Regions from separate parts of the Mus musculus genome. Here region 1 is linked to region 2. The links are chromatin contacts, found by Hi-C or POLR2A ChIA-PET in ENCODE. All regions are on one chromosome and are shown on one strand. The core of a region is the stretch at or near the end of the contact, and the rest is flanking DNA. Distances in the headings are between cores, read along the strand shown. Region 1 holds the start of Fam234a (family with sequence similarity 234, member A). Region 2 holds the start of Rgs11 (regulator of G-protein signaling 11).

What was found. Hi-C counts contacts between places; a loop is a spot of excess contacts on that map. ChIA-PET counts read pairs that join two places held with the same protein, here RNA polymerase II (POLR2A).
Region 1: a map of left cerebral cortex shows a loop between it and region 2 (3-fold over the local background). The contact joins the promoter of Fam234a here to the promoter of Rgs11 in region 2. A Hi-C loop is called at or near these places in 6 of 37 maps with a recorded cell type or tissue (CH12.LX, adrenal gland, gastrocnemius and 1 more). POLR2A ChIA-PET finds 5 or more read pairs at or near these places in 3 of 5 experiments (Patski and embryonic stem cell).

Annotation. Positions count from the first base shown.
Region 1 is chr17:26,241,886-26,247,168 of GRCm38, reverse strand. It overlaps Fam234a (family with sequence similarity 234, member A), which reads left to right and starts at 2,927. Exons shown (of 13, transcript NM_001206335.1): 1 at 2,927-3,163.
Region 2 is chr17:26,198,942-26,204,217 of GRCm38, reverse strand. It overlaps Rgs11 (regulator of G-protein signaling 11), which reads right to left and starts at 1,277. Exons shown (of 17, transcript NM_001081069.2): 1 at 1,177-1,277; 2 at 826-922; 3 at 706-756; 4 at 534-640. The coding sequence starts at 1,245. Pdia2 (protein disulfide isomerase associated 2) reads left to right here and starts at 5,131. Exons shown (of 11, transcript NM_001081070.1): 1 at 5,131-5,276. The coding sequence starts at 5,185. Arhgdig (Rho GDP dissociation inhibitor (GDI) gamma) reads left to right here and starts at 2,868. Exons shown (of 6, transcript NM_008113.3): 1 at 2,868-3,147; 2 at 3,848-4,027; 3 at 4,120-4,203; 4 at 4,390-4,466; 5 at 4,542-4,605; 6 at 4,689-5,035. The coding sequence starts at 3,075. The coding sequence ends at 4,888.

The DNA of each region.
Region 1 (5,283 bases), core at 1,678-4,177, 41 kb before region 2:
AAAAGAAAGAAAGAAAGAAAGAAAGAAAGAAAGAAAGAAAGGAGGACTAGTGTGTCTGGATTCATTTTGTCTGTCTGTCTGTCTGTCTTTTTTACTTTAACTGATGACAAATATTAATGATTATCCTCAACCTTTCTGCTCAAACAAGTCCCAGGAAGAAAAATTTGGATGGACAGCCCTCCTCCATCTTACATGTGTCTGCTATATCCAAACATCCTTTCACTTGTGTCTGCTTCAGGAAAACAGTCGGTTTTTTGTTTTGTTTTGTTTTGTTTTGTTTTGTTTTTTTAAAGATTTATTTATTGATTATACGTAAGTACACTGTAGCTGTCCTCAGACACTCCAGAAGAGGGAGTCAGATCTCGTTATGGATGGTTGTGAGCCACCATGTGGTTGCTGGGATTTGAACTTCGGACCTTCGGAAGAGCAGTCGGGAGCTCTTACCCACTGAGCCATCTCACTAGCCCTTGTTTTGTTTTTTAAGATTTAACGTATATGAGTACACTGTCACTATACTCGGACACACCAGGAGAGGGCATCAGATCTCATTACAGATGGTTGTGAGCCACCATGTGGTTGCTGGGGATTGAACTCAGGACCTCTAGAAGAACAGTCAGTGCTCTTAACCACTGAGCCATCTCTTCATCCCCCAGTCTTTTTTTTTTTTTTAATGTGTTTGCTTTAGCAAGACATTCTCTCAGCTGGACAGTGGTGGCGCATGCCTTTAATCCCGACACCTGGGAGGCAGAGGCAGGAGGATCTCTGAGTTTGAGGCCAGCCTGGTCTACAGAGTGAGTTCCAGGACACACAGTAATGAGTAATTATCCACAGTAATAAGACTGCACCATCAGCAATAAATAGATTAACAATTTAAAGTGTATTGAGGGTTGGGTCTTATCAGTGACAGTGATAAGAGTGTTTGCCTAACATACACTGGGCCATGGGTTAAGCTCCCATAACCTTCCCCAACCTTCAGATCACTAAGTGTAGTGTTGCAGGCCTATAATCCCACCAAATGATAGAGGCAGGAAAAACAGGAGTTTAAAACTAGCCTTAAATATGTAAAAAAAAATGCAAGGCTGACCTGGGCTAAATAAGAACTCCATCTTAAAGAAGAAGAAGAAGAAGAAGGAGGAGGAGGAGGAGGAGGAGGAGGAGGAGGAGGAGGAGAAGAAGAAGAAGAAGCAGCAGCAGCTAGGGTTGTACCTGAATTGGTAAGGCGCTTATCTACCAACCACAAAGCTCTGAGTTAGATTAACAGCACTATATAAAATCAGTGTAATGGCACACCAAGAGGAAACTTCTAGTTCTTTAGAAAGTTAGCTATGCCAAATGATGGTTTGCTGAGACACACGGATGAAAGGATGTCTTTTTTATTTTTTATTTTTTTCATTTTTCTTGAGACAGGGTTTCTCTGTGTAGCCCTGACTGTCCTGGAACTCACTCTGTAGACCAGGCTGGCCTCAAACTCAGAAATCCGCCTGCCTCTGCCTCCCAAGTGCTGGGATTAAAGGCGTGCGCCACCACTGCCTAGCTGAAAGGATGTCTTGATAAAGCAAACACATAAAAGACTGTTTTCCTGAAGCAGACACAAGTGAAAGGATGCTTGTTGGATATAGCAGACACGTGTAAGGACTCTTGATAAAGGAGTATAAATGTGACCCCACAGACAGTGGGAGAGGAGCACTGAGATTTGGTTTGCTCTGCCTTGCTATTCTTTGCTAAAGACACGCATGTATTTGTTCGCCTTACATAGCATTGTTGAGCTCACCTTGTGGTAACACTGCCATTGAGAGAAATTATCCAAAGAACTGCTTGTGAGGTTCCTATGGCAGCTTGCAGCTTCTGCGGCCTCACATCAGGCTGGTTGGCAAATCTAGAAGTTTCTTCAGGATTTAACTACAGCTGCCTGGTGTCTGCTTGCTGAAAGGACTGGACTGAAGCTGCTGGTTAGTGTCTGGTGTCTGCCCCCCTAGAGGACTGGACTGCAGCTGGTGGTTAGTGTCTGGTGTCTGCCCCCCTAGAGGACTGGTCTGCAGCTGCTGAATTGTACTTGGTGTTTGCTATGGGACTGAACTGCTGCCCAAGAAGATCTAGCTCACCCCTAAAGAATTATTGCTGAACCGGTCCATTTCACCCATATCCTAATAACTTTTCTCTTCCACTGCCTCTGCTGGGTTGTAGGCTAGAGGAGAGGTTGGACCCTTATTAAGAGTAGGTTGCAGCCGGGCATGGTGGCACACGCCTTTAATCTCAGCACTGGAGAGGCAGAGACAGGCAGATTTCTGATTCGAGGCCAGCCTGGTCTACAAAGTGAGCTCCAGGACAACCAGGGCTACACAGAGAAACCCTGTCTCGAAAAACCAAAAAAAAAAAAAAAAAGTAGGTTGCAAAAAATTTATGCCTACTCAGAGAGTAAAAGTCCTTGCCAAGCTATTGTGCAAGCCTGTAACCTAAGTTCGATCCCAAGAACCCACATAAAGGCGAAAGTGAACCAGCTCTACAAAACTGTCCTCTGATCTTCCCTTTCTGTCGTAGTGTGTGTCTCTATGTGCCTGCGTGTGCACTGAGGAAAGAAAATACCGTGGCCAGTAAGTGATCGGAAAGATACGCAGGCTAGAAAAAAGAAGCCTTAGCATGGGCCTTCTGTCTTGTCTCCATTCATGGATTCCTGGGGTTAGTATGGGAACACCAGGCCTAAGCCATCACAGCATTATCATGCCAAAATGCTCCTGCACAAACAGGCTCTCTGCTCGAAAAGGGCAACACTGGACACAGTGGCCGTGTTGCTAAGCAACCGACTCAGTCAACAGAACGGAATCGCTGTGGTACGCCCCTTCCGCTGGCAGGAAGTGACGCACAGTTCAGGTGGGCCGAACTAAGGGGGGGGGTCACAGCCTCTCTGGGGCGGGGCCTACTGCGGGGCGGGCCTCCTGGGTGGGCCCAGTGGGGGCGTGGCACGCTGCCCTCGGGGCCGGGCGGACCGGGGTGCGCCGGGGAGGGGCGCTGCTGTCCGGCGTAGTCTGTACTCCTGTTCAGCCGCTGTCCTCCCGGGAACCTTGGGGATGTGGATCCCGGATTCCAGGGACCGCAGTTGAGCCAGCCTCGCCAGTCCTGTACCACTTGCTGAGGAGCAGGATCTCGCGGACAGGTCCGAGAGCAGGTCAGGATCGGACTAGGTAACTCTTAACGCGCGAGCTGGTTCCGGCCAAAGCCGTCTGCGTTCGATCGCCCGGAGCTAGTGGGGGCCAGGAGCGGGTCCCGCCTCCACTTGCAGCTCACAGCTAAGGTCGGCCCCGCCTGAGCTCCCAGAGTAGCAGTGCACAGGGCCTGGCACCCTCAAGCGTGCTCAACTTGGCCAAACAAATCTCTGCTCCGTCGTGTCTGTTCCCTGGAGGGCGCTGTGGTGACCCGGAGCGACAGGGGTTGACCTACCAGAGGAACTTTGTGCTCCGGTGGACATGTTCCTTAAATCCTAACGCTCTTTGGGCCCCGTGTGTTTAGTATCAGTGAGAATCAGTTCATGTTCTTCAAGTTCAGGCCCAAGGCAGTGAGGTGGGTACGGTCAGGAGTGGTTGGTGATGGGGTTGTCTTCATATTCCACCCTCACAGTTCTAATGTTCTTTTAAGGCCACCACCGCCTCCTGCTGCCTTGAACTGGAAGCAATCTTCCTGCCTCATTACACCGAGCTGTCTGTTTCTTCTCTGTACTGGCGTTTTTTCTTACTCCTTCCATTGCCTCCTTGTATTCCTTATATGTTGCTTTATAACAAACAAGAAGTTTATTGGTTTATCCTAGCAATCTTTATCCTAGGTGTGGTGGTGGATTTCTGTAATCCCAGAAGTTGAGGCTGAGACATATGAATTTGGAGTTTGAGATAAGCCTGGGCTACAATATGCGGTCTTCCCCAAATGCACAAAATAAAACAACCTTTATTAGTCAACACTTTCTGTGGGTAGGGAATCAGTCTACCTGGGTGATGATGGCCCAGTAACTCTCGCCAAGTTGGGGGATCCAAATCCAAGATAGTGGACTCAAAAGACCAGTGGCAGGAGTCCTCATTGTTTTCTGTTGGTATCTGCCTTCCCTCAGAAGAGTTATCTGTAAGGGAAGTGGGGCGATAGGGAGTGATAGAAACCACTGTCATTATGACCCAGTTTGCAAAGTCTAACTCCCCCCTCCACATTCTTTTTGTATTACTAGGTACATAGGAGGTGGGTACAGCAGAGCTTATGAAATGAGTGTGTGCATGCAAGAGTGAGTGTAGGTGTAGTGTGTCAAGGACAGTGACCTGTAGGGGCTCTCCCTCCTCTATATGGGTTCCAGAGAATCCTCTTGTCACAAGTCTTCCAGTGGTGGAATTTTGTGTCACCATCCCAGAACCCTACTAACCGACCTAGCACCCCAGCTCCTCACCTCCCCAGCTCCCCAACTCTCTTTTGGGAATGGAGTTTTTTGAGACAAATTTTGCTTTTATCCCTGGCTGGCCTGGAACTCATGGTATAGACCAGGCTGGCCTCAAACCAGAGGTGAGCCTCTTTGCTCTTTCAAGTACTAGGGTCTCAGATATATGCTACCAAGTCCAGCTTGTGAATGTTATGTTTTTTTTCTAGAATTTATGTGTATAACTCTGTTGCCTGGAAAAGAGAGAGAGAGAAGAGAGAGAATGTGAGTGAGTGAGAGAGAGAGAGAGAGAGTGTGTATGCACACACCATGGGAATGCCTGGTGCCCATGGAGGTTAGAACAGGGTGTTGGATCCTCCAGAACTGGAGTTACAGATGGTTGTGAGCCACCGCGTGAGTGCTGGGGACTGAACCTGTGAACCAGCTTGCCAGCCCCTTGTGATTATATTTTAAAATCCTGCTACTGACCATGCCTGTGGGGGAAGGGTGCCTACTCCCTGTAATTACAGCACAAGTTTCCACATCGCATTCACATGAGCTTTAGCTTTGTGAGAATGACTGGGGCTTTTCCCAGGGAAGGGAAGCATTCAGCACCCCAGCATGACGTTGGACACTTGGAAGAGCAGACTTCCCTGTAGAAAATGGAACTAGGTAGCTGGGTGTGGTGGCACACGTCTTTAATCCCAGCACTCGGGAGGCAGAGGCAGGTGGATTTCTGAGTTCAAGGCCAGCCTGGTCTACAAAGTGAGTTCCAGGACAGCCAGGGCTATACAGAGAAACCCTGTCTCAAAAAGCCAAAAACCAAAAAAAAAAAAAAAAAAAAGAAAGAAAAAGAAAATGGAACTAGGACTGGCGAGATGGCTCACTGACTGCTATTC
Region 2 (5,276 bases), core at 28-2,527:
CTCCAGCTGACCACTGCTCATTCTCTTTTGGGAGAAGTGGGGGTTGAAACAGAGTTTCTCCGTGTAGCCTGGGCTGTCCTGGAACTCATTCTGTTAAACCAGGGTGGCCTCAAACAGAGACCCTCCTGCCTCTGCCTCTTGAGTGCTGGGATTAAAGGTGTGCGCTACCACTGCCCATTCTTTCTACCTGGAACTCCGGGTCCTGTAAAAGGACTACCTCCCTGACTCGGAATGCCAGTGGAACCTGAGCTTGGGTTGGCCTGGACTCACACACTGAGATGCAGGGATCCTATCACTACACCAGGTAGAGAAAATTTCAAGGATGAGACCTGCTGGGACCCCAGCTGAATGCCCCGCAGACCTTTGCGTGAGTGCTGCAGCACCAGAAAGTTGAAGCTCCCTGGATTTGCCTCAGTCCAGATTTTTGTGGGGAGGAGGCGGGTTCGTTCTAGTGATGTCACAACGTCCCGCTCCAACCCCAGTAAGCTCCACCCTCCCTAAGTAGGGGTGCACCCTGCAACCCGGGGCCTGACCTGGAACCTGTAGGGGGTCTCGTCCGGCCTGAGTGTCAGGTCTCGGGACTCACGCAGTGGGTAGATGTAGCCGTGCTGCGCCAGGAGTGTGCCCAGGTGCAGGGCTTCTAAGGAGAAGGAAAGTGAGCGCTCTGCCAGTCCCCGCCCCAAGCCGCGGTGCGCCGACTCTCACCATCCTCCAAGATGCAGAACTTCTGAACCAGCCATTCCACGAGGTCTCTGCCTACACAGGAGAAGCGAAGTGGGCGGAGACCGCGGCGCCCTGCTCCCCCAGGGTGTCCACGAGCCTCACCCGCTACCGCGTGGGGAATGACAGTGATCAGAAGGCGCTGGCTCCGCATCTTCACGCCTTGGTCAGGGTCCTGCATACTCACGACTACCCGCTCCATCTGAGAGCGAACGCGGGGGTGGGTGTGGGGTGAGGGGAGTGACTCAGATCGCACACACTTGCCCCCAGGTTCCCCAGATCACCTACGCAGGGACAACAGACTGAGGCAGTAAAGGCCAGGACCCCAGCTACCCAGTGCTGTTATTATGAGCTCCCAATGGTTTCCTGGGTCTGTTCACCGCCCCCCCCCCTCACCTGCCGCGTTCCATGCCCTCTCTCCTGCCCAAACTCTATGCCCACAGGCCGAGGGCCCACCTTGCTGAGATGCGGTCTCTGCATTCGGGAGCACCCGCCGTGGGGTGTGCAGCGGGTAACCATGGCCATGGCGGACCTCCCGAGAGGAAACGCCCCGCCCCATGCCGGCCCCGCCCGCTAAGGTTAACCGTGTGAGCCTCGAGACCCATGAGATACACGGGTTCTCGAACCACAGAGATGCCTGAGCCCTCGCAAGATGTGACTTGGGATAGCCTGCAGTGTGGACATCCTGAAACCTCAGATGCCTGCAAAGCAGACGAGCCTTAGTCTGGTGGCTTACTTGCCTCAGGGCTTGGTCTCAGAGATGGGACTTGTCACTGAAGCTCTGGAATAGGACAGAGTGTAGCCAGATAGATCAGGTTGGAAACAGTGGTTTAGGGTCCTGAAGTCTCAACTCCATTTGTGGACCAGCAAGGAGTGCAGAGACCAGCGTAGTCAGGGTTGTGGGGTCAAGGGTGTGGCTTGACTGGACCTAAGAGTATCTTTTCACAGATATGACAGGTATGTAGAGCCATAGGGTTTGTATGATGGAAGCCTCACCTGGCAGGTCATTGATCCATTTATTAAAGTCACGAGTGGGTTGTTTCTTCTTTTCTGAAGATCGGATGCCCTCTTTCTCTTCCCTACCCTAGGAATGCCAGGGGCCACAGGAGGGGTAATTGGCCTTACTGAGACCAGGAACCTTCAACATGGCATTTGAGTTTATCCAATGAATCAGAGTGACTGGAAAGGTGTCCTAACCAGATATGGTACATCACCCAAAGATCCCAGCCTTCTCCCAGTCCTACTTCACTTAAACACAAGGTCAGGCTGGCCCCAGGCCAGCTGTCCTCCCTGGGTGAATAGGCAGTTCTAGAGGTTGCAGGCTGCTGGCAGCTGAAACTATCCCCAGTGTCTAACATTACACACTTGCCAAAGGGCACAGGGGCATCTCCCAGGCATCTTGGGCCTCCTTGCAGGATCTTGCTTTGGAAAGGTGGTGGACAGTGTAGTCACTAGCCCAATACTTCAGCATTCATGGTTGGCACAGCAAAACAAAGGTGAGCCTGCTGCTTGGATACGCCCAGAAATGCAAGAAACTGCTTTGCACTACTTCTTCCTTAAGCTGATCCAGGCCTTTGGTTCTGCGGTCCTCAGCTGAAGGCCCAGCTCACCAGTCACCTGCCTTAACTAACCAACATTCCCTTCCATCCCTAGGTCTCCTCTGGACGTCAAGATTAAGAAATCCCTCAGCATCTACTTTCTGTTTCTTTAGTTTTTTCCCAGTCTAGGAACCTGCAGAATTGTCTGGGTCCCAGGTCCCCACAGACATCCGCCCCTCCCCGCCCCCCACATTCACAGTCTGTACCAATAAGCTTTAAGAGATCTTGAGTCTGTGTGGCCCGGACTGCACTTCAGTGTGTGGGTACCAAGAACCAACAGGGTGTGGCCCAGCTGGAGGCTGATAGGCCCCAGGAGTCCCCTTTACCCAGACAAGAGGGAGGGAGCAGGTGGAGGGTTGCGGGCGGAGGGGGGGGGGCTCCAGGTGTGTCCTGCGCCGCTTGCTGATAATGGGAGTCCAGGGACGTGGGGGCGTCGCACCTGTTCCACTTGGCGTCCCTGGCCAGCACGCCCCGCCCAGGGGATCCCGGGGGACCCGACTCCACGTGGGGGTGGGGCAGCTCTGGGTCCCTGGCGACGCGTCCCGGCGCCGGGCGCGGCAGGGACGACCGGGTTCCGGCGCGGTGCGGACGAAACGCGCGTCTCTGCGGGCTGCGCGGGGTCCGCGGAGCGGCTGGGGGCGCGCGGCGCGGGCGCGGCGCTGGGCGCGGGGGGCGCTCCCGGCCGGGATGAGCTCACCGCAGTCGCGCCGGGGCTGAGCCGAGCGGGCGGCGGCTCCGCGGCGGGCCGCGGCTACCATGCTGGGCCTGGACGCGTGTGAGCTGGGGGAGCAGCTGTTGGAGCTGCTCCGGCTGGCGCTGTGCGCCCGAGGTGAGCGCCCGAGTCGGGCGGCGGCCACGTGCGCCGGGGGGCAGCAAGGGAGCGGCACGGTTGGGGGTCATTCCCCGCGGCAACTTTAGGGCGCGTGGGGACCTCGTGGCGTGTATGTATTCTGGCCGGGCGTAGGACTTTATTCCACGCAGACCCTTCTAGGGAAGGGAGCGAGGAGGAAAGGAGTGTGTCCAGCCGGGAGGCTGCGGCCTCTCCTGTAGGTGGGGCTGGGGCTTCTTCCGGTGAGAGGCAATCCTAAGGTTGGAGGGCAGTGGGCAGCATCTTATTGAGACCCCTGTCCCTAGACACCCAAAGGAACTATGGAGACCCCCTAGTTTGGGGCACCATCGGAGGGATCTAGGACATTATGGGAAGAGTACAGAGCTGGGGAGCCCCTGGAGTACCCCAGGGCCACTACTTTCAGTAGTAGCCTGTAAGCTAACCAGAAACAAATTGGTCTCTCCAGGGTCTCTTAGGCACGAACCCCTTCCAGTCACAAGAGCTCCTTCTGAAGAGACCAAGCCTAGGGATTTCTAGGGACTTGGGGGTTACTGTGTGTTCATGACAGCTCCTATGGCTTCTTAAGCTCCACTGGGTAGTGGGAGGAACAACCGCTGAGAGTGTGGGTCCCAGCGCAGCACTTGAATGTTGGTTGGGGTCAGCAGGTGGCAGGTGCTTATATTACCTTCCCTACTCGCAGTCCTCTTGGCTGACAAGGATGGGGAGTCAACTCCATCAGATGAGGTGCTGGACGAAATTGTACCAGAGTACCAGGCCCCTGGGAAGAAGAGCATGCTGGCAATCTGGCAACTGGACCCCGGGGACGTGAGCTTGGTCAAGTACAAGCAGGCGCTGCTGGGACCCCTGCCACCCATTATGGGTATGGCCTGGGACCTGGATGTGGAGGGCTGCAAACAGGGGGAGGGGACGGTAGGGACAACAGAGCACCCCGTGGATGCTGTTTCTCCTCAGACCCCAGCCTGCCCAACGTGCAGGTGACTAGGCTGACACTGCTGACGGAGCAGGCTCCAGGGCCTATCATCATGGACCTTACAGGTAACCCCCTCTGCAGACCACAACCCATCTTTGGATGAAGACAATCCTCGGACCCTGTGCCGAATCCTAGCTCTTTGGGTGCATTGCCACAGACTTCATGGGCACCACCAGTCCCCACATAGATGTTGCTGGGGCAGGGTCCTGTACATCCTGGGGATTTAAGTGTTCCTGTCAATTCCCTAACAGGAGACCTAGATGCACTGAAAAACCAGGTGTTTGTCCTGAAGGAGGGCATTGAATACAAGGTGAAGATCACCTTCAAGGTGAGGGTAACTGCAGTAGAGGCCAGCCATGTCCCAGCCTTCCAGAGAAGGCCTTTAACCTTCTCCTTTCCTCAGGTCAACAAGGAGATTGTCAGTGGCCTCAAATGTCTGCATCACACCTATCGTCGGGGACTGCGTGGTGAGGCAGTGTGGAGGTCACCCCGAGTCTGGGGAGGTGGGCGGAGGTGGGTGGCTGGCTCGTGATGACCTTCCTCCCCACAGTGGACAAGGCCATCTTCATGGTGGGAAGCTACGGCCCCAGAGCCCAGGAGTATGAATTTGTGACTTCAGTGGAGGAAGCACCAAGAGGAGCATTGGCACGTGGCCTCTACGTGGTCAGGTCCCTCTTCACTGATGACGACAGGCTGAACCACCTGTCCTGGGAGTGGCACCTCCATGTCTGCCAGGACTGGAAGGACTGAACCCCACTTGGGGTCTGTATTCCCAATTTCTTGTCAGTTGCAGAGACCTGCAAGCATTCCCTAGACCTCCCAGTTGGTGACCAGATGTCCCCCACTCTCTGCTGTGTCCCCCCTGCCTGGTGCCTATTAAATGTTACCTTGTCTTGCTGCCTGTGTGCTGCTTCTTTCTGCCTATCTCCGCCCCTGAGGGGCCTTTCAGACTTTATCTTCCCTGAGACCCAGCCAGGTGCCACGTGGCTGTTGCTGCTTGGTCCCCAATCTCTTTATCTGCTCCAGCCTTCAGGGCCCAGCGCGCCATGGACAAGCAGCTTCTGCCAGTGTTGCTGCTCCTGCTGGGTGTCTCAGGCTCATGGGGACAGGGAGAAGAGCCTGGGGGTCCTTCAGAGGT